Regions from separate parts of the Mus musculus genome. Here region 2 is linked to region 1. The links are chromatin loops, found by intact Hi-C in ENCODE. Cell type or tissue: left cerebral cortex. All regions are shown on one strand. Links, peaks and the distances in the headings refer to the core of each region. The heading gives the core; the rest is flanking DNA.

Region 1 (9,893 bases), core at 1,138-9,137:
GTAACCTTACAGCCATGTGCAGGCTGTGGAGGATGTGAGAGGTTCCAAAAGATTAAGGAAATTTCCAAATAACAAGGGCAGCTGGGGGCCACAGGAAGGTGGTCTAACAAGGAAGATCTGTCATCAGTTAGGTAGTACCAGAATGTATGCATGGGTATGTCCACCAGGTGGCGCCATTTCTAATTCTTTTTCTTTATGCTTTACTAGTCAAAGTAGTTGAGCAATATGTATTTTAAATTTTCTTCTCTTCTTTTGCAGAGATTGGGGGTGAACCCAGGACCTTGCCCATGCTAGGCAAATATTCTTCCACTAAGCTACACCCCAAGCCCCATGTAAGCTTTGAAGTCACTGGATCCATCCAATGAGAAAGTAAATTTCACCTGGGGCAGGGATACAGCACTCACCTGTATAATGTTTAACACAAGCGACTAAGGAAGACAAATAACAGGGAATGGGGTGACCCCGTGCATGGGACAAGCCTCTGCATCCTTTTACACTAAACAAGGAGTCCATTGAGGTGATTGACAGCTCGATAGGCATCCCCAGCTGGAGACCTCCTCTGCTACCTTACAAACAGCCTACTGGGGTCCCGGGGTGCAGACTAACAGAGCTCAAACGAACCATAAGCACACATTACGCCCATCAGACATCACATGAGAGGTCTTTCAGTTATATGTGGTGCAGGAAGAGACCATAAAACAGAACAGGGAAGGCGAGACCACGCCAGTGCCCGAGAGAGTGAAAGAGCCAGGGACCCTTCATGTGCGTCCCTGAGGACAGACCCTCTGAGCACCCACACCACAGCAGTCAACGGGGCTGCACACAGTAAGGCCTTTGCACCCACCACCCAAAATGTCCTCTTATAGACAAGTGGCCTTCCTGTCCTTGGAAGTGAGGGGCTCCTGTGCTCTGGACATGCACAATGGGAGCAACAAGACTAGGGACAGCCCATTAGATGGAAGGCAGCCCTCTCCCACCTGCAACCAGCACGCCAGCTAGCCATGGATGCCACAACACTCCCACGTGCTTCCCCAGCCCTGCGCATGCCCACAGCCACTATGTCCGCACATGGTCACACGCATGCTCAGTTTGTCTGACAACCCGCAATAGTCTGCAGGTGCATGATGGCCACACCCACGGACAGGATGCCCACTCCTGTGGATCTCCACTTTGTCACCCACCTCCCTCCACAGCCCAGCCCCGGCTCATCCCAGCAGCCTCCAGGCAGCATCCCCATGAGAGCCAGCTACAGACACTGAAGGTGGCACAGGGAGTGAACAGCCAGTCCTTGTGAAGCTGCAGTGCAGAATGTGTATTCTCATCAGCACCGGGCTTCACATGAACAAACGTGTATGAGCATTCTAAATACTAAAATTATATTCTTTTGGATGGGACTGGGGCACTGGATATTGAACCCAGGGTCTTGTGGCACAGCCATGTCTCTTGGAGATGGCAAAAGTCGTGAAGCCAGCACAGCTGTATGACACGGTTCCAGCAAAGCTGAGCCGAATGCTGTGACCACTGTCTGTCTGTCTGTCTCTCACTTTTAGGTTTTGGTCTCTGAGTGTTGTACACGTGGGGACTTTCTGTGTTATGATTCATTTTGTGTCTTTTCCCGAGAAAATTATGTCTGACTCTTTTTAGGAACGTCCTAAATTTACTGTCCCTTCTGCTTTTAGGGATAGAAAAGCATCTGTTCCTATTTGGGAGCCTTCCTTACGCCCTAGAGATCACAATAAACACTAAATGAGGCCATTATTCCTGGAATCTTCTTGGGGTGTCTGCCCCTAAACATATTCAGACAGTATAATTGGAACAGGGTAAACTCAGAAACAGTTGACAAACTCCCACTAGCCAGGATTGGTTACAGATTCAAGGCCTCTGTTTACTGTATGCTTAGAGCTCTCTGAAAATGTGGTTTAAAGACAGGAGTCATAGAGGGTACAGCCCTGGGGGAATAGAATTTAGTAAATAGATTAAAATAACTTTTCCTATGTTATAGCATAGATGAAATGAGAGAGTAAGGGGAGTATTAGTATTTGCTATTCATAAAACGACCAGTTCAGATATTTTGTTTGTCTAGAGTGCTTTAAAACTGCAAACGCTGCCAGCCTAAAAGCAGACTGTCTTATATAAACGTGTTTGCTTTGGTGGAGGCATTCTTTAGATTCTTTGAAGTTATAGGCCGATAATGAAAATGAAATCTGTCCTATTTGTACTTTTTAATTGTGACTGAACTTGTAGCCCCAGACATGTAATGAAAAATCAAAAGCACATGTCCAGAGACAAAATGATATAATCTATACTTCTTAGTTAACCATTCCAATGGTCTTTGAAACTGGCTGGGCCTAGCCTCTACCAGTCTCGAAGCTCTCTGCTGAGCTATGCCCCAGTCCTCATGTGTACACTTGGATCTCACCGAGTTCACTCTAAGATGGGGTGGTGGTTTGAATATGCTTGGCCCAGGGAGTGGCAGTTTTAGGATGTGTGGCCTTGTGAGAGTAGGTATGTCAACTGTGGGTGTGGGCTTTAAGACATTACCCTAGCTGCCCGGAAGTCAGTCTTCTGCTCCCACCTTATGATAATAGTCTGAACCTCTGGACCTGTAAGCCAGCCCCAATTAAATGTTGTCCTTATAAGAGTTGCCTTGGTCATGGTGTCTGCTCACAGCAGTAAAACCCTAATTAAGACAGATGGGAACACTCAGCTTTGCCAAGTTCTACTTTCAGTGTGGCCACTCCACTTAACTAAAACACGCATAGCAGTGACAGTGGGGTCCTGCCCCTTCTCCACTTAAGGAACCACATAACTGAAGGCCACTGACAGCTCATCGGCCAGGTCCACAACTACAGAACAAAAGATGCCCAGGTGCAACTCACTTCCCAGGTTCCCAGGCACCTAGGGGGTGATGTCAAATGCCACCACATACAGAGGAGGAAGAAAGGCACTGAAAGGCAGGTTTTCTTCCTACACCAGGGTCCACCAGCCATTGAGTAATTAGGTGACCAGGCCATACCAGCGCTGAGGACGAGCAGAGGGACCACCAGACATGCTCAGCCTGGTGCCATGAGAGAATGATAACCATATGAGTCTGAGTCACTCCTTTCAGGCCATTGCACAGAGGGCCCCTGGAGGACAGGGGACCCTTAGAGTCTTCACATCCTTATGAGGTCACACATTGGGAAGAGGAAAAGTGTGCCCGTAGGCCCCTCAGGGTCTTTCTGTGAATGCCTTGTCTCCCTTCACATAGTAGCACACGCATAGCTGTCCACACCCCCTGACCCCAGGCAGTGCAGGCTATCCCACAGAGGCCTGAGAAGTATGCGTTCTACTGCACCTGGCTAGTGACAGGTGGCCCATCATCTCTGTCTCTCCCAAAACAGTTATTCCTCCGGAAATGCAGATATCAAGTCTCTCCTATAAGTGACGTGGTGTTAACAGGAAACTGCACACCCCCTCCTGTGGGCTCTAAGCCCTTTCAGGGTCGTGTGCCCAACATCATGGAAGTTCAAGTTTACAGCTTGGGGAATGATGACCAGAAAAACATCGCACATGCTCAGTAGAAAGCACATTCATTCTCCAGATATTTTCTATCTGCAGATGGTGAACTTAACGGACAGGCTGACTGAACCTGGGTGGCCAGCAGAGTCCGGTGAATGCAAAATTCAAGTGCTCGCATGGGATCAGATGAGTGAGGACACAAGCCAGGCGGTGTTAGCTCACATGGGACAGGCAGACCACTGGGGCAGTGAGGCAGGCACTGTCAGGCAGTGGGGGGCACTCGGTCAGGGTGCTGGCACTCAGCTCAACCAAGCTCCTGGCTCTAAGCTGAGGAACCAGCTTACACAGACCCTAGGGACAGGTGTCAGGACCTTCCCAGTTAAAAGACAATAGACGAGCTGGGCTTCCTCCCCATGGCCAGCAGACAGAACAGATGTGTGTGTCAGTGCAGGTAACATGGTTCAGTGAGAAATAAATTAGGATCGCAAACTTCCACAGATGGCAGGACACAATCCGTGAGTGTACAACATTGCTGCGTGCTGTGTGTGTGGAGGGGGACATCTGTCATCAGAGGTTTTAAGCAGAACAGAAAGCAGAGCCTGGGTTGGGGGCAGTGCTTCACTGGGGACACAGAGCAAAGCCAAACCCAAGAAACAAGGGCCTCGTGGTGACGGGAAAGCCTTCTTAGTCAGGTGGGTTCTCCTGGCACCTGGCACGCTGCTTCTGTGCTTCTGGGCATGCGTGAGTGCTTTAGCTGAGCCATGGCTGTGTAGTCACCGGGTAAGCACCGGGTGAGATGCCTCTGCAGAGGCAGCTAGCCTCACGTGTAAGTCAGCCATCTGCATCATGCAACCTCACTCTGAACGTGTGTGCACTTTGGCTGCGCATACCATCCAGCCATATAAACACCAGCAAAAGCTGCCTAAGACGCTGACTTGGACTTGAAGCTAGTGGGTGTTGTGAGTGATAAGTGTCTTTAACATATGAAGTTTTCTGCTCTTACAGACACATACTGGTTTCATTACAGGGGAAAAAAAAAGAGACTTTTAATATCTTCTTACTGTCGTTACTCAGCACGTAAATAGCAAATTAGTATATCTTTGCATTGCACTGTCTTAGAATATTTTACCTCAAAATTGCTTTTTAAGCTTGAGTCGCTGACTTAAATTTGAGTTGCTGATTTAAAGAAAACCATTAAGGGAATTTTGGCTTGGAATTAGGATGGAATTTCAGATAATTTCTGAAACTAACCATTCAGACAGCTACCATTTTTACGAAGTATTAATGTAAAGTGGGATTCTAAGCATTGATAATTACAAAATCAAAATAAATAGCAACTTTGAAAAACCCTGAAGATGGGCTATGCCCTGCAGAATCAAATATTTGGTCAAGATTTTACAAGATTTTTTTTTCTTTTAAGACAATCTCACTCTGTAGCCCAGACAGACTTTAAACCCACTATGTAGTCTAGCCTGGCCTTGAACTCAACAGTTCTTCCTACCTCCAACTTCCAGGTGCCAAGATTGCAGACATGAGGCACAATGTCCACCTGTTTAACTTTTGGCCAGGTATGAGTGTGAATGCCTTTAATCCCACGACTTAAGAGGCGGCAGCAGGCTGATCTCTGTGAGTTTGAGGGCAACTTGGTCAGCCTGGTCAGTTCCAGGACAGCTAGAAGTATACAGCAAGACTCTGTATCAAAAACAGAGGTTGGGGGTGTTGGGGGAACTGAAGAGATGGCTCAGCAATTAAGAGCACTGGCTGCTCTTCCAGAGGTCCCAGGTTCAATTCCAACATGAGCAACCACATGGCAGCTCATAAATATCTGTAACTCCAATTCCAGGGGATTCAGTACCCTCACACAAACATACATGCAGGCAGAACACCAATGCACATAAATTAAGAATAAATAGAAATAAAATATTTAACTTTCTTTGTGAAAATAAATAAGTACATTCATCTCCTTATGTGGGATATTTGCTTTCATCTGTTTTTTTTTAAATAGATTTTTTTCTATTTTCTTTATTTTATATATGAATGCTCTGCTGCATATGCACCCACAGGCCAGAAGGAGGCATCAGATCCCTTTATAGATGGTTGTGAGCCACCACATGATGGCTCAGGACCTCTGGAAGAACAGTCAGTGCTCTTAACTGCTGAGCCACCTCTCCAGCCCCCTAAAATACAAATTTTTAAGACAGCTTCACACAGCCCAGGCTGTTCTCAAACCTGTTATGTAACCAAGTATTCTTGACCCTCTGACGCTCCCATCTCTCCTCTCTCATGCTAGGATTATAGTTGTAAGCCACCATGCCTAGTTTATTGTAGGTGCTGGAGTTGGACCCAGGGCTTCAAGCATACTAGACAGGCACTATATCCCAGTCCTGCTTCTCTCTTCAACCAATGTTAATATCATATTGTATACAACATAGTTAGAAATACACGTCCTTGTGATTTATTATCAGTCAGTGTTTGCTTTGCACTTATTTGCACTTCCTCTGATTTACCTAGGTCTCATGGGAATCTCTTGGGTGAAAACGGTTATGAGTACGAATTTAAGCAGCCATGCCTTAGGGAACAGTGACAAGGAAAAAAACAAAGCCTGTCCATGTTCAGTGTCCATGTTCAGTGAGGACACAGCTCGTTTTTATACCTTGAATCTTTAGGAGGTTGAATTACAGCTATTGACCTGCAGACCTGGGGGACACTGGTACCCAGGGATGCTGTGGGGCGCTCTTACCGAAGGTCAGTGCATCAAACAGACGGTGGATAATGACGGCGTCCTTCACGATCCCCGACTCCTGGACTCGCTTCACAAAGTCATTGAGTTGCATGTGCTTCTTGGGCAGTTCGAAGTTCTTCACGGCGTCATCTGCCTTGGGGGCCTCGCCGTGCTTATCAAAGACCTCTGTGATGAGCCGCCTGAGCTCAGGCGTCCGCTCGGCCTGGGCCCGCTCAGAGGCCGACATGGATTCCACCGTTCTCTTGACCAGATCAGCCGGGAAGATCCCTATGTCGGTCTTATACAGGTTCTGGAAATCCAAGAGGGCACTCAGCAGTTGTCCCTGCATCAGATGGAGAAGACCACGCAGGTAGAAGTACCTGGCTAGGAGCAGAGAGTCGCCAGGACCCAACAGCGCCATGGCCTTGCTCAGGAGAGTGACGAAGTCTGTATAGTATGCCTGAACACACTGGCTCTCCAGTGGGAAGTGGATATCAGGGATCTTGAACATATATGTTGACTTAGGGGTCACTTTGAGAACTAAAAAACAAACAAACAAACAAACAAGGGAAAATGCATGTAATTAGCATGGTCCTGGAAAAGGCAGAGGCACCCATAACACTGTTGAGGGCAGCTTTGTGTGTCTTGGACAAGAACCCATGTGTTGTGGATGGGCCTGGTGCTGCTCTTGTGAACCAATTCCCTAAGGAATAAAGGAGCCAATCACTGGGCGAGTAAGGACTTCCGAGTTAGACAGAGGAAGAGAGGAAACAGGAGAGAGTTAGGTGTTTTTGGTGGGCACAACATGAGGACAAGATGTAATTACGAGTGTCTCTGGGTTCCAATGGTGGATCTGTCAGGATTTGCCCCTGGAGGATTTAGATTTAATAAGGCTTCCAAGTTAGGATTTTAGTTGTTGTGCCTAGTGATTGAGTTACTGTTGTTTCAGAACTAAGTTTGTGTTGTGTCTTTCTTCACGGAGGTGGCTCGTCTGGGTTCAAGAGAGAAAGGTATGATGGCAAAACGTGGGTTTGCTTGATGTGTACCACAAAGGTCATGGGGGATTTGAAGCCTGGGGTTAGTGTGGTAGCAACCCACCAGGAGGAACTTAGCAAGCTGGGTGGAGATGTTCCAGGAGCTCCAGGCCAGAGAGTCTTCTTGAGATAAAAACAAGTCGACCATTGCCTGCTACTGCAGGGCCGGCCAGCCCACCAGTAAGAGAGTTGCTGGTGCATGCCAGCTCATTTTTTGTTATTATTATTTCCCGCAACACCTACATGCCCCTTCCAGGGCATTCCCAATACCCCAGAGGTAAAGAAGAGTCCATTTGTTCCCAGAGAGGCAGTAACTATTCTCCATGGGACAATTATGTTTTTAAAACTATGAATATTAAGTAAAAATGCTAGGACTGGGCCCTTGAAGATTAAGCTGATAACCAAAGCCAAGATATGCCTGCTAAGTAGGGCCTAGCCTTTAGAAGCATTTGTCACCTTAACAGTGGCCTGGGCAGTGGTAGCCCAGTACTCCCACTGCAAAGATTCGAAAGGTCAGGACTAAAGAGACCGGAGCTAAGTGCCACAGGCATTCTGAAGCCCCCTGGGGACTAAACACTGACCAAGAGTTGAAGTCCCTCTCCTCCTAAAAGCTTCCTTGGAACAGGGGACCAGAGGTAGCCACTGCATCCACACCCATGCGAGAGGTGGTCCTTTGGCTATGGAGGCTGGAGGAAGGTGGAGCCCACAATGGTCAGGGAGCTCAGATGAACACAGAAAAGGCAGGCAGACTGTGTCCCAGAGTGAGTGTGCACACACCTGCCAAGCCCAGAAAAGGAACTGGTCTGTCTGAGGTCAGACACCCAGGAAGTGGCTACCAAGGGGCTCACACCTCCTCCTACTGCTCTGAGCTTTGAGACTTTTTCATTTCCATACTGTCTTTTCAGACAGACAGCCCGAGCTAAGACCAGCAGCTGCAAGGCCATGCATGGCACCCAACAATCTTCCGTACCCAGTAAGGACTCTGTGGGACACACCGTAGACGCCTATGATGTCACACAGACCAGGAAGAGCCTTGAGAAGGTTTTGCAGAAATACAATAATAGCTTGTAACTATCTAACAGCAACCTTTAGGAAGGGACTGGTACCGACCAGGGGCATCCCATCACACATCTGTAAATACAGACATGTATTTTATCTATCACACACACAGTGGTGGGGGCAGAGACACAAAATAGTTTTTAAAAACCAGTTTTTTGGATTTTTTTCCCCTGTTTTTATGGAGGCACGAACTCAGCCTCACTATGACCACATTCACACAGGGTAGCTTGAAACCCAGACTGGTCCCGAACTCACAAGCACCAATGCTGCACCAGACCCCTGAGCTGCTAAGATAACAGGCATTTACCACCATGCCTGGCCAAAATAGTTTATATTCTTAAGAACATTCCCTCCCTCAGAAGCAGGCTATGATCTCTAAGCTGCAACACTGGGGGAATAGACGCAGGAGGGTAGCACCTCACCTGGACTGCTGCTTCTGCAGTTTGAGGTGTCCATTATCCGAAGCGATGAGTTCCTGGGAGGCAGCTCGGGCAGGGAGATGTCCTGCAGGTTGGGCATGCTGACCACCATGCGTCTGTGGGTGATGTGCAGGGGTGAGGCCTTCCTGGAGGCCATCTTCTCCACAGTAGGTCTCCTTGGACTTATCAGCATCCTGTCTATCCTAGGGAAAAGCAAGAGTTCACTTCATGGGCACGAAGATGTAAGTGTGAGCCTCTACTCCCTATCGCACCCAGAGCAATGAGCAGGGTGAGAGGCATGCACGGGTAAGAACCTGTCACTAAGTCCAGCCTCAAGTAGCTCAAGGGGAAAGGACAGAGGTTCTCAGCCCACAGTCCCAGAGATGGACAGGGCACGGTCGTGGGTGATGCACACGAGATATCAGGAAAACACAGGGGAAAAAAAATAGGCCTGTGAATGGGGAACATGGGAAGGAAATGAAGACGGACAGAGATCAGGGTGTGGCAGGATGCTCCGCCAGGCACACAGAGCCTGCCTGCACGCAATGGGGACACACAGAGGATGCACCTTTGGAGGTTCCTGGCGAACTGCTCAATAGCCCACTGAACTGATCATCTGTATGTCCAAATGAAATGGACGTATGAACCCTCAGTCCCCCAAAGAGGACCTCGAACAGAGCTAGGCACCTGTCCTCCTCAGACTGAGTGTCGAGGTCCATCCGAGCAAAGGCGTCCATCCTGCCGTTGAGCCGCGCCTTCAGAAAGGAGTGGAACATGTAGGTGTCCAAAACCTGCATGTGAGAAAGGCTGTCATGCTGCGCTCATGGTCCTCCGGCCTCCATCCAAAGCCAACAGCAGCCCCACTGAGGCATGGCCTCTCCCCCACCGGCTCCACTGGGCAGGAGTCTGTGCAAACAGGAAACTTCACAATGGATGCATTTTTATTTTTATTATTTTTAGTAATGTGTCTGTGAATATATGCAGGTGCCTACAGGGGCCAGGGGAGTCAGATCCCCCGATATCTGAGATTATGGGCTCAGGGTAGGTGCTAGAAACTGAATACAATCTTAGCCATTGAGCCATCATCTCTCTAGGCTTGCAATTGGTTCGTATGGACACAGAGATTCCTAACCTGCACCTAAAAAATCACGAAAGCTA
Region 2 (9,893 bases), core at 554-8,553, 54 kb after region 1:
TCCCCTATCCTCTCCCTCCCTGGCCACTGGTCTCAACATCACACCTCCCTCAGCCCAGCATAAAGTCAGGGGGACACATCTCTGCTCTGGCGCAGAGTGAGGATGGCATGCATGTCAGCCATCAGATAAACCTCCCAAAGTGATTACCGAGGTACCAGGCATCTCCTCGAACACCCTATTCCACCGTGGCTCAGCATACCAAACTCAGTCCTGCCCCCTTCTTACAAGCATGTTCTCTTCCCAACACCCCCAGAAACAACAATTCAGTTACAATAATTCTCCACCCTCAACTGACCAAACAAGACAACTGGGTCAACCCAACCAAATTCAGCATCTGTCCCTGTCCTAGTCCCTTAGCCAGCATGCCTCAGTGGGTCACGGACCATCTATGTGGGTCTTTCTGTCCCCAGTCCAATTCTAAGCCTGACTCTTTCAGGCCTGACAACTTCAGGTCTCTGTGTGTTAGCTGGACCGAAGGGGAATAATCACCAAGACAAGACTGAGCAGGTAAGAGCTGAATGGAGAAGGAGTATTTACGCGATGGCTCGGAGACAGCTGAAGTGCTGGGAGAATCCGCTAGAGCCTGAGGGATGTGAATAGTACTCACAGAACAGCGGTTCTCAGCCTTCCTAATGCGGCAACCCTTTAATACAGTTCCTCATGTTGTGCTGATGGAAAATTATTTTTGCTGCTACTTCATAACTGTAACTTTGCAATTGTTATGAATTATAATGTAAACATCTGATAGTCGATTCCTGTGCAAGGGTCAGTCATTCAACCCAAAGAGGTCTCTACCCACAGGTTGAGAACCGCTGATGTGGTTGGCTGAGATGAGTTCACCCTGTATTGCAGGGGGCGGGAGGCAGAGCAACTGAGTCCAGAGACTCATAAAAGAATGAAACTTGTAAAGATACAGGGAGAGCGAGCCCAGTAAGGCAGAAGATAGGGCTGGGTTTACAGAGTGAGAGCTAAGCCACAAGCTGGGCTGAGAGGACTGGACAGACCATTGACAGCGTCCTTCACCAGAGCCACTAGGGGAGCTGGACCCTGTGGATGCCCTGATTTGTAACTTCTCCCTGGGGGGGGTAGCTGCCGAGTGCTCTGCCCAGCACACAGTTTGTCCTCAAAGGCATTGTTGAATGAATGAATGAATGAATGAATGAACGAACGAACGAATGTGTCATTGCCATATTTTTGTAGTGTGAGTTTCAGTGAGAGCAGTTTATTTATTGAGCAGCTGCCAGGACAGGCTCCACAAGGCAGATTGACAGGAGTTTGGAAAGGGAGCCAAAGGGCTGGGATTGGTCCAGGGTAAGGCCCAATCAAACCACCACTGGGTGCAGGTGAAGGAATGGATATGTCGCTCAGGCACCCACAGCCCTATAGTGCTTCTGTCCCTACCCAACTTATAATCCTCAGCCTGTCTGTGAGCACTGGCTTCAGGATTTTACAGACTTGTCTTAGGATGGGAAGGCTGGCTATCTTGGGACTCATTGTTCACCGATCACAAACTGATGTGATCTTCTACTTGGTGTTCCGAGGTAAAATAAAATGGATAATTAAGATTACTGCTAACTCATTCTATTCTGCTTGTTTTAATGGCTCCTTAACTCCTCCTTTCTTTTGGAAACTACTCCCTTTCCCGTGAGTTTCATGGCACGAGCATCTTAGAGACAAATCCACCTATTTGCCTCATGTCCGTTGAGCATCTACCTGTTTATATAAGCTGTGGAGTCACACCAGACCCCTGTCTGGGCCACACTTCATGGTCAAGGGGATGCAGAATCACACTCAGGTCTCGGGAGCTCCCCCATGCTTGCCTGGAGTGTGTCCATGGCTCCCTGAGCTTCCTGAGATAGTTTTCCTTTCTTGACGATATGTGGTCTGCAGTAACTGACAAGGAACCAGAACCTGGCTGGTGACCTACAAACACTACTGCGCTTCTCCAGGCCAAAAGTGTCCCCAAGCGCAGACACTGAGCCTCATGAAAAGTTCCTACACAGTGCTGGATCCCAGGAGTGTCTCAAGTCATACCCCCCCATTTCGGTCTACCTCGTCAAATATCAGTGGGGGTTGCTCTTGTTGAATCCCAAACAGGCTCCCGACATGGGCCTAGAGGACGAACGAAAGATGCTCCCTGGATCCGGAGACCCCCCCCAAAGAGAAAGAAGAGGGGGGAGAGTTAGTGAGAGAACTCTGTGAACAGCTGGAAAAGTGTGTAAAGGCCCCGGGAACGACTAGAGTTGTGTGATAAGAGCATGTCTTCCGGGTCACAGACAGGAGAGGGTTACACAGAGTAGCTCTTCGACTTCCTGCATGCACAGGGCCACTGTGTGGCCCACAAGCTCTTTAAAAGCTTGAAGTAAACGTACAGACTCGTCTGTCTCGGCCTTGTCACTGGGAATCAGGAACAGTTCCTTGTTGTGGTTTTTGAACATTTGTTTCTAATGCAGTGAGTTCTTCAGACCCTCGCTGATTTGGGCAGGTAGCTTCTCTTCTGTGCAATTAGCAGTGGTTTCATCTTAATAACCATCGATGGGGAGGATTTACAGAGAAGGCCTGTGCAGTCTTGTATTTACTATGGATTTTTTTCTCCTTACAATCATTTTTGAGCCTGTCACCGTTAGGAGCTTTGCTTTAATTTGTTTAAAAGATTTTTAAATTTTGGTACATATGAGTGTTTTGCCGGAATGTATGTGTATGTGTACCACATGCGTGCCTGTTGCCACCAGAGGCCAGAAGAGGGCATCAGATCTCTTGGAACTAGAGTTGCAACAGCTGGAAACGGCTTTTGTCTTCTGAGCCACAGATGATATTACCTGCTGGGTCGTCTGTGCAGGCCCCAGGTTTGGTTCAGTTTAGTTTGTTTTATTTATTTATTCATTTATTTATTTATTTTGGTTTTCTTGAGACAGGGTTTCTCTGTATAGCTCTGGCTGTCCTAGAACTTGCTCTGTAGACCAGGCTGGCCTCAAACTCAGAATTCTGCCTGCCTCTGCCTCCCAAGTGCTGAGATTAAAGGTGTGCACCACCACTGCCCAGCTCAGTTTAGTTTTAATTATTACATGTGTGTGTGTGTGTGTGTATGTGTGTGTTTGTGTGTGCGCGCGTGCTGTGTAGTGTGCATGTATGTAGTGTATGTGTGGTGAGTGTGTATATGGTGTGTGTAATGTGTGTGTAGTTTGTGTGTGGTGTGTGTGATGTGTATGTGGTATGTGTGTATATGGTGTGTGGTATATGTGTTGAGTGTGTGGTGTGCATGTATGTAGTGTGTGTAGTTTGTGTGTGGTGTATGTGCATGGTGTGTGTGTTGTGTGTGTGTGTGTGGTGTGTGTGTGATGTGTGTGTGGTATGTGTGTATATAGTGTGTGTGATGTGTGTGTTGAGTGTGTGTGGTGTGCATGTATATAGTGTGTGTTGTGTGTGATGTGTGTGTATGGTGTGTGTGTTGTGTGTGTATATGGTGTGTGATATGTGTGTGGTGTGCATGTATGTAGTGTGTATAGTTTGTGTGTGATGTGTATATATGGTGTGTGTGAGGTATGTGTGTATATGGTGTATATGATGTGTGTGTTGAGTGTGTGTGGTGGGCATGTATGTAGTGTGTGTAGCTTGTATGTGGTGTATGTGTCTGTGTATGTGTGAGGTGTGTGGTATGTGTATGGTAGTGTGTGTGAGTGAGTGTGTGTGCCCAAGTTCATGCCAACACATGCCACACTGCACATGTCCAGGTCAGAGACACCCTACAGGAACTGGTTCTCTCCTCCTACCACGTAGGTCCTGGGTGTCATGCTCAGGCTGTCCCCAGGCAGGTGTCTGTCATGCTCAGGCTGTCCCCAGGCAGGTGTCATGCTCAGGCTGTCCCCAGGCAGTGAGCACCTTTACTGGCTGAGCTGCCACCAGGTCCTTCTTAAATGCGAATGGAGTGCTGAGTCAGCCTGTCATTCCATCGCCCCCACCCCCTCCACACACTTCCTCACCATGAAATCTTTCTTCAAACTGCTTATGTAAAATAAGCTCGTGTATAGACCAAAAGCATCTTGGTCCTGATGCTTCCAAGAGACTTTTAGTCCCCAGACTCCTCCGAAAGTCGTTGTCACTCGCCCACTTAAGAACAGATTGAGAACCCTCTGCTTGGTTTCCCTAGCGGCCTTCTCTAGTGGCACTTTCTGCTTGCTCTGATTTCTCACATCTAAACACCTGCTCTTCCCGCGTCAACATTCCGATGGAAACTTCCTGCCTGAACTGTACTTGAAAGAGTTGATTAAGGTCCTATCCAATGACTCTGAACAGGAAAAAAAAAATGCCTCACAGAGGAAGAGAAAGTGGCCCACACGGGACCACATAGGTTCTTCAGCATTTCCAGAATATAGAGGTAGGCTTCTGCTCACATCAACTGTGAAGGGATGCTGGCGTGTTGGTGGCGAATCATTTGATGAGCTTAGAATCATTTGTGTACTTTCACCCTTGTTGGGGTTCAAACATCCACACTACAGCATTTGGGCTTTCTTGGACTCCGAACCAAAGGACACCGAGAGAGGGACATTTGATGAGCCCTCTCGCCCATCTTTCTCCTGCCCATGCCTCGCTGCTAAGCCCTATCATTTCCCATGAGGAATTCGAGTCCCTCATCCCAAAGTCACCCTGAAACCTAGAAACACTCCTTGCTCTTTCTACCTGAAGTGGAGGAGGAGGATGGGCAAGACTGGTGGGAGGAGCCAGCTATAAAGAATTCTCTGGCTTGTGCTATCTGAACGATGGTATTCCAGGAGTCCTGGTTCACACTCAGTAGATGTCACTACACAAAGAGGACAAGAAACATTAGAAGACTGCTGACTTTCCCAGGCAGTCCCACTGATTCCACTCCATAAAATGGGAAGTGATCTGCGTGGATCTCAAGCCCCTGTGTTTGCTCTCACCAGAGGCCCTGTGACTTCCTGATCTGCATGGTTTTGTGTCAACCTGTCACAAGCTAATGTCCCCTGAGAGAAGGGAGCCTCAGCTGAGAAAATGCCTCCATAGGACTGGCGTGCAGGCAGGCCTGGATGGTATTTTCTTAGTTAGTGATGGATGGTGGAGGGCCCAGCCCATTGTGGGTGGTACCATCCCTGGGCTGGCAACCCTGAGTTCAATAAGAAAGAAGCTGAGGAAGCCATGGGAAACAACAAGACAGTCAACAGCACATTCCTGCCATGGTCTCTGTGTCAGCTTTGGCCTCCAAGTTTCTGTTCTGTTTGAGTTCCTGCTCTGACTTCCTTCACTGATGAACAGTGTGATATGGAAGTGTAAGCCAAATAAACCCTTTCCTCCCAAACATGCTTTTTGGTCATAGTGTCTCATCAAAGCGATTGAAACCATAACTAAGACACTCACCCCCACCCCAGCTAGACACTGAGACCCAGTGAAGTGTCTATGCTCTGCCACTGAGTTTTCCCCCTACTGCCTGTCCCTACATGATTTTGTCATGAGACCTCTCTAGCAACTTGCTCCATGTGTGTCTTGTCCACGACCCTGGGTGACCCTCTTCCCAAGATGCACCACCCCAGGATATCGGAGAAGGGCTGAAGGTTGAGCTGATCAATTGCCAATAGTGTGATAGGTCATATCCATGTAATGAATTTATCATAAACCCCAAAAGGACAAGGTTGGGAATCCCCACTCCCCACCCCACCCCCCATGATGGCTGCTTTGCAAGGGAGCTTCTACCACCTGCCCTACCCTGAACATCTTTTATCTGCATTAATCTGCATCCCACGATCTCCCTCACAATAACAGACAAGGGTAAGCAGAGGGCTGCACTAGCAAATTAATAGAAATGGGGAGAGATGGGGAGGGTACAGGAACTCTGATGTACAGCCAGCCATTCCAAAGCACAAGGGGACAGCCTGCTATCTGTTTCTGAAGGAGATCATCTGCCCAGGTAGGTGCCGGAGATGAGACATTCTGTGCAGAGCAGCATATGCCCTGTAGAAAGTAGAGAATGCTTACCCATCCCACTGATGGATGTCAATGGTCTATTTCACCAGAAAGTAAGCTGTAAATCCGGCACTGTTTAGTAGCCAAACCAGGGCGGATGTTTCCTGATGTTGTTGAAGAACATTGTCCTTCCCACCCAAGCATGTGACAAAAGAGACAGAGAAAGGTCTCAATGTTCTAAAGGGACAGTAAAACAGTTTATTATTAGAAAAGTTATTAATGCCATGGGCAGACAGACCAAGCGATAACAGAGAGGCAGAAGCTCTAAGGGGAGTTCAGGGCCCAACATGGGGACAGGTAGCACTGCAGGGGACACAGAAGAAAGGAAATCAGGGCTTCTATGGCAAAAGTCTGGGGCTAAAACCTTTCTGATGACAGGGAAATGGTTTCACAGCAGGAGTCTGTAGCGGGCTCTCTGATTCCTAGGGAGCAGGATGTATGCCACCAGCCCTCTCTTTGATGTAAACTCACTTCCCCAGGTGAGAACCCCTCTCACCTGGAAGTCTGTTCCTAGAGATTCAATGCCTCAGCAGACTACAGCTCAGGGTGTCTACTGTATCAATGAGCTTTTGGGTCAGGAGTCATTGGAACCCTCGGTCACTCCAGTCACACTGTATGCTCACCTGTACATTGGCTGGCTCTGGGTCGGGCTGAGGTCAGCCCCTTCTGGACCTCCAGCACCATCATGTCTCCTGGTTTGGGTGTTTTTCGAGATGGATCTCATTAAGCCCAGACTAGCCTTGAACTTGCTTTATAGGCAAGAAAGACATGGACCCCCCTGATCCTCCTGCCTTCACTTCCAGATCTAAACCATTATACCATTGTGAGCTCTTTCCTCCTCACAAGTGAGCTGTGCCCAGAACAGCTGCCCTGAACACCTGTTCAGGCTGGGTAGGACACAGTTGTGTTTCTATAGCTTTAAGAAACTTCTGGAGGTGGCCCAGCCTGTAAAAGAGGAAGTGTCATTCAGTTTACCTCTGATGAGGTCACGGCTTCCTTGCTTTGTAGTCTGTGGCCACCCCTCCCCTGGGAACATGAGGCTGACCCAACTCTGGCTCCCTGGAAGCAGGAGGTGGAGATGTGTGTGATTGGCAGGCCCTTTCAAAGGGTTTCTCTGAAGTAGCTTGGCTGCAGTTGGAAGGATACCTCCCTTGCTCCTTGGAGATCTTCTCTGCTATGCTAGCATTCTACATGCCCTTCCTTGGTGCAGGTGATGAGGGCAGGGCTGTGGGCCCCTGCAGATAGTCTTAGGAGACCCCCTCAAAAGGCTTTGAGAAACAGGGGAACCCTGAATTTCAAAGGAAAGCCTGGGCAAGTCCAAGTGGAACTGGGAACCTGGCTTTTCCCTGTCCCTCTCATGCTGAGACAGCACTACAGACTGCAGAGGAAGACAAGGCCCCAAGGCACACTGTTCCCCTGGTCTGTACCATATGGGATCCTCCTATCTCCTCCTATAATAATGGATGTTGGTAACAAGGTCCTTGGTATCTAACACCACACATACCCCAACGTCTCCCTCTGGTCTGTGCTCTGTCCCGGGCATCCCTGAACACAGACTGACTGGTCACCCACCTCTCTGTCCTGTCTGCATCCCATTTGTGGGAACTCAAAAACCCTAAAGAGAAGATCTGTCCAGGCATGGTGGCCCAACATACAAGGCCAGCCTCAGAAAACAAAGTTTCTTAGGATATAGTAGGTGCATAATAATAGTATCATCTCCCTGGGGAGTCTGAACATGCAGCTCAGGCTCTGTCAGTCACCAGTCAGGTCCCTGGGGCCTCAGATTCCTCACACTGAAAAAGAGGTCCTGCTAGGCTCACACTAACTCCCCTGCTACTGTCTACAAGTCCCATAGCTGGTGGGACTTAGTTGGACATAGTTGGTGGAAGATGATGCAGCTTCCAGCACAGTGAGTGTGGGCAGGGTACTTCCCTCCTCATCTGCAGAGGATGGCGCACACATTCTAACACCAAAGGGTCAGGGTCCTGACTCTGCATAGAGGCTGGGGCAGGGGCCTCTCAGGATGGTTTAGACTGCAGCCAGGCCCACTGGAAGACCAAGATCAAGAATGATGCTGGACCAGAAGCAGACTTGGTAGTCACAGCTGGGCTGGTTTCTCATGGGCTCAAAACCTAAAGAAGAGAAGGGAACCTTCCCGGGACTGAGGCTGACTCTTTGTGTCCTACCCATGTGCACACATCTCTGAACCTGGGGCTCCCTGTCAGAAGTTTCTCCCCAGGCCATTTCACAGTTACTGGAACCATTTAAGTCTTCTATGCCTGAGGCCAGAGATGGTGCTAACCACCTCATAGCATCCAGGACAGAGAATGACTAAGTCTTACAGGTCAGTTGTCAACCCTGACTCACCTCTCTGCAGATCCTGCTATAATTCCACCTGCTCCTGCACCCAGCTCACCATCCAGCAATTGCCCCTCTGGTGCCCATCGGGGTTCTCCGATATTCTTGGAAATAGGTATAGCAACAACCCTGTGACATGAGGGGAACAGAGCCCCATTTTTCAAGTCATTCAGGTGTTCAGGTTTGTGCTGGAAAATAAAACTATGCCCCAGAGGCAGAGAGGTACAAATCGCCGGCACTTCGAGGCCAGTTGTGACAACCTATATTTTAGCTAGGCGGGACTACCATTGCAATGCCCTGAGTCTAAAAGAAACAAAAATAATTAAACACACCAGAGGTGGAGGAGGAGAGAGCAGGGAGGGGGAGGAGAAAGGGAGGGGAGGGGGAGGGGGAGGAAAGGAGGGGAAGGGGAGGGGGAGAAAATTATCATAAGGCAATCACCCTTTAACCACAATCCATACCATCCCTAAACGTATGTCCCAGAAGCTTGTCAGTGCTCTTCTGGCCACCCTGAGATAACCACTGCCCTAACTTTTGCAGAAATCCTCTCACTGTAGGTTTTGCTACATAGTTCTGTCCCCCAATTATCCTAGAGAGTGCAGTTTAATGGTGTCCTCTTAAAGCATTTAGGTCTCTCTAACATTCCTTACTTGTAGGGTCTCACTATATACCTTGGGCTGTCCTGGAACTCACTCTGTAAACCAAGCTGGCCTTGAACTCACAGAGATCTACCTGCCTCTGTCTCCAGAGTGATAGGATAAAGGCGTGTGTTACCGTGCCCAGCTCAACCACCGGCCTTTTTACTGGAGGTCTCTCAGTGTGCCTTGCTGTCTGAGATCTGTATGTAACCTGAGATCTGATGCTGCTTCTGTCCTTTGCGTTCCTGTGAACTGGCAGCAGGCTGAGGGCCTCCATCCAGCTCAGGTCTAACCCCACAGCAAGTGTACAGAAGGCCTGCTCCTTTTGAACTCTGAGCCCCTTCTGGGATCTAGCCTTGCCTAGGATAAGGCAACTGTCAGTTCAGCCTCTAAATGGCACAGCTGAATGAGACTTCTCTTTTTTACAGCATCTGCCTCCCATACTGCACACTTAGCACTCTGGTCCTCAGGACATAAGAGCAGTGACCTCCAGCCTCCCACAATTCCTCAATAGCTCACACCATCTCATGGTATACTCTCTTAGAACTACATAACTGATAACTCAACGAGACTGACTTCAGCAGCCCAGGATGGATGGCTAGTGATGATGACCCCAGCCTCTACCTCCTTATGTACCACCCTTCCACTAGGTTGGATGTAGTGTGTGGCATCAAGTCGGCTATATAGTCGTGTGCAGTCTCAGCCTTGTATGACTCCTGGGTGCCATAGGTCTTCCTCTGTAGAAATCTGAGCCCCCTCTGGCCAAGAACTGTATTTCCCAAGACCTCTGTGGCATACCGTGTGTACCATCAATGTCCAGACATCTCCAGCCTACATTCTCTCATGTGTTTTTAATGGGATTTTCCATTTTTCTGGCTGACTTAAGTCACTCTTGTTTCTCCTTTTGCTTTTCTTTCTCTG

The links. Peaks named below come from ENCODE experiments on the same cell type or tissue, not always from the same donor. Only the 100,000 strongest peaks of a DNase experiment are listed, where the experiment ranks them.
Region 2: a loop joins it to region 1, with 2.2 times the contacts of the local background. A loop is called at or near these places in 32 of 42 quality-filtered maps.

Annotation. Positions count from the first base shown.
Region 1 is chr15:73,543,991-73,553,883 of GRCm38, reverse strand. It overlaps Dennd3 (DENN/MADD domain containing 3), which reads right to left. Exons shown (of 23, transcript NM_001081066.1): 11 at 9,423-9,526; 12 at 8,739-8,938; 13 at 6,242-6,763. Among named protein-coding and RNA genes, the nearest start is that of Dennd3, 36 kb to the right of the region's middle. In left cerebral cortex, for the core only: a CTCF peak has its summit at 5,561 (motif pointing right); DNase peaks (open chromatin) are centred at 1,589, 1,714, 4,203 and 5,600; H3K27ac peaks cover 1,758 bases.
Region 2 is chr15:73,489,511-73,499,403 of GRCm38, reverse strand. It overlaps the pseudogene Gm19811. Among named protein-coding and RNA genes, the nearest start is that of Dennd3, 18 kb to the left of the region's middle. In left cerebral cortex, for the core only: CTCF peaks have their summits at 2,715 (motif pointing right) and 4,156; a DNase peak (open chromatin) is centred at 4,068; H3K27ac peaks cover 1,292 bases.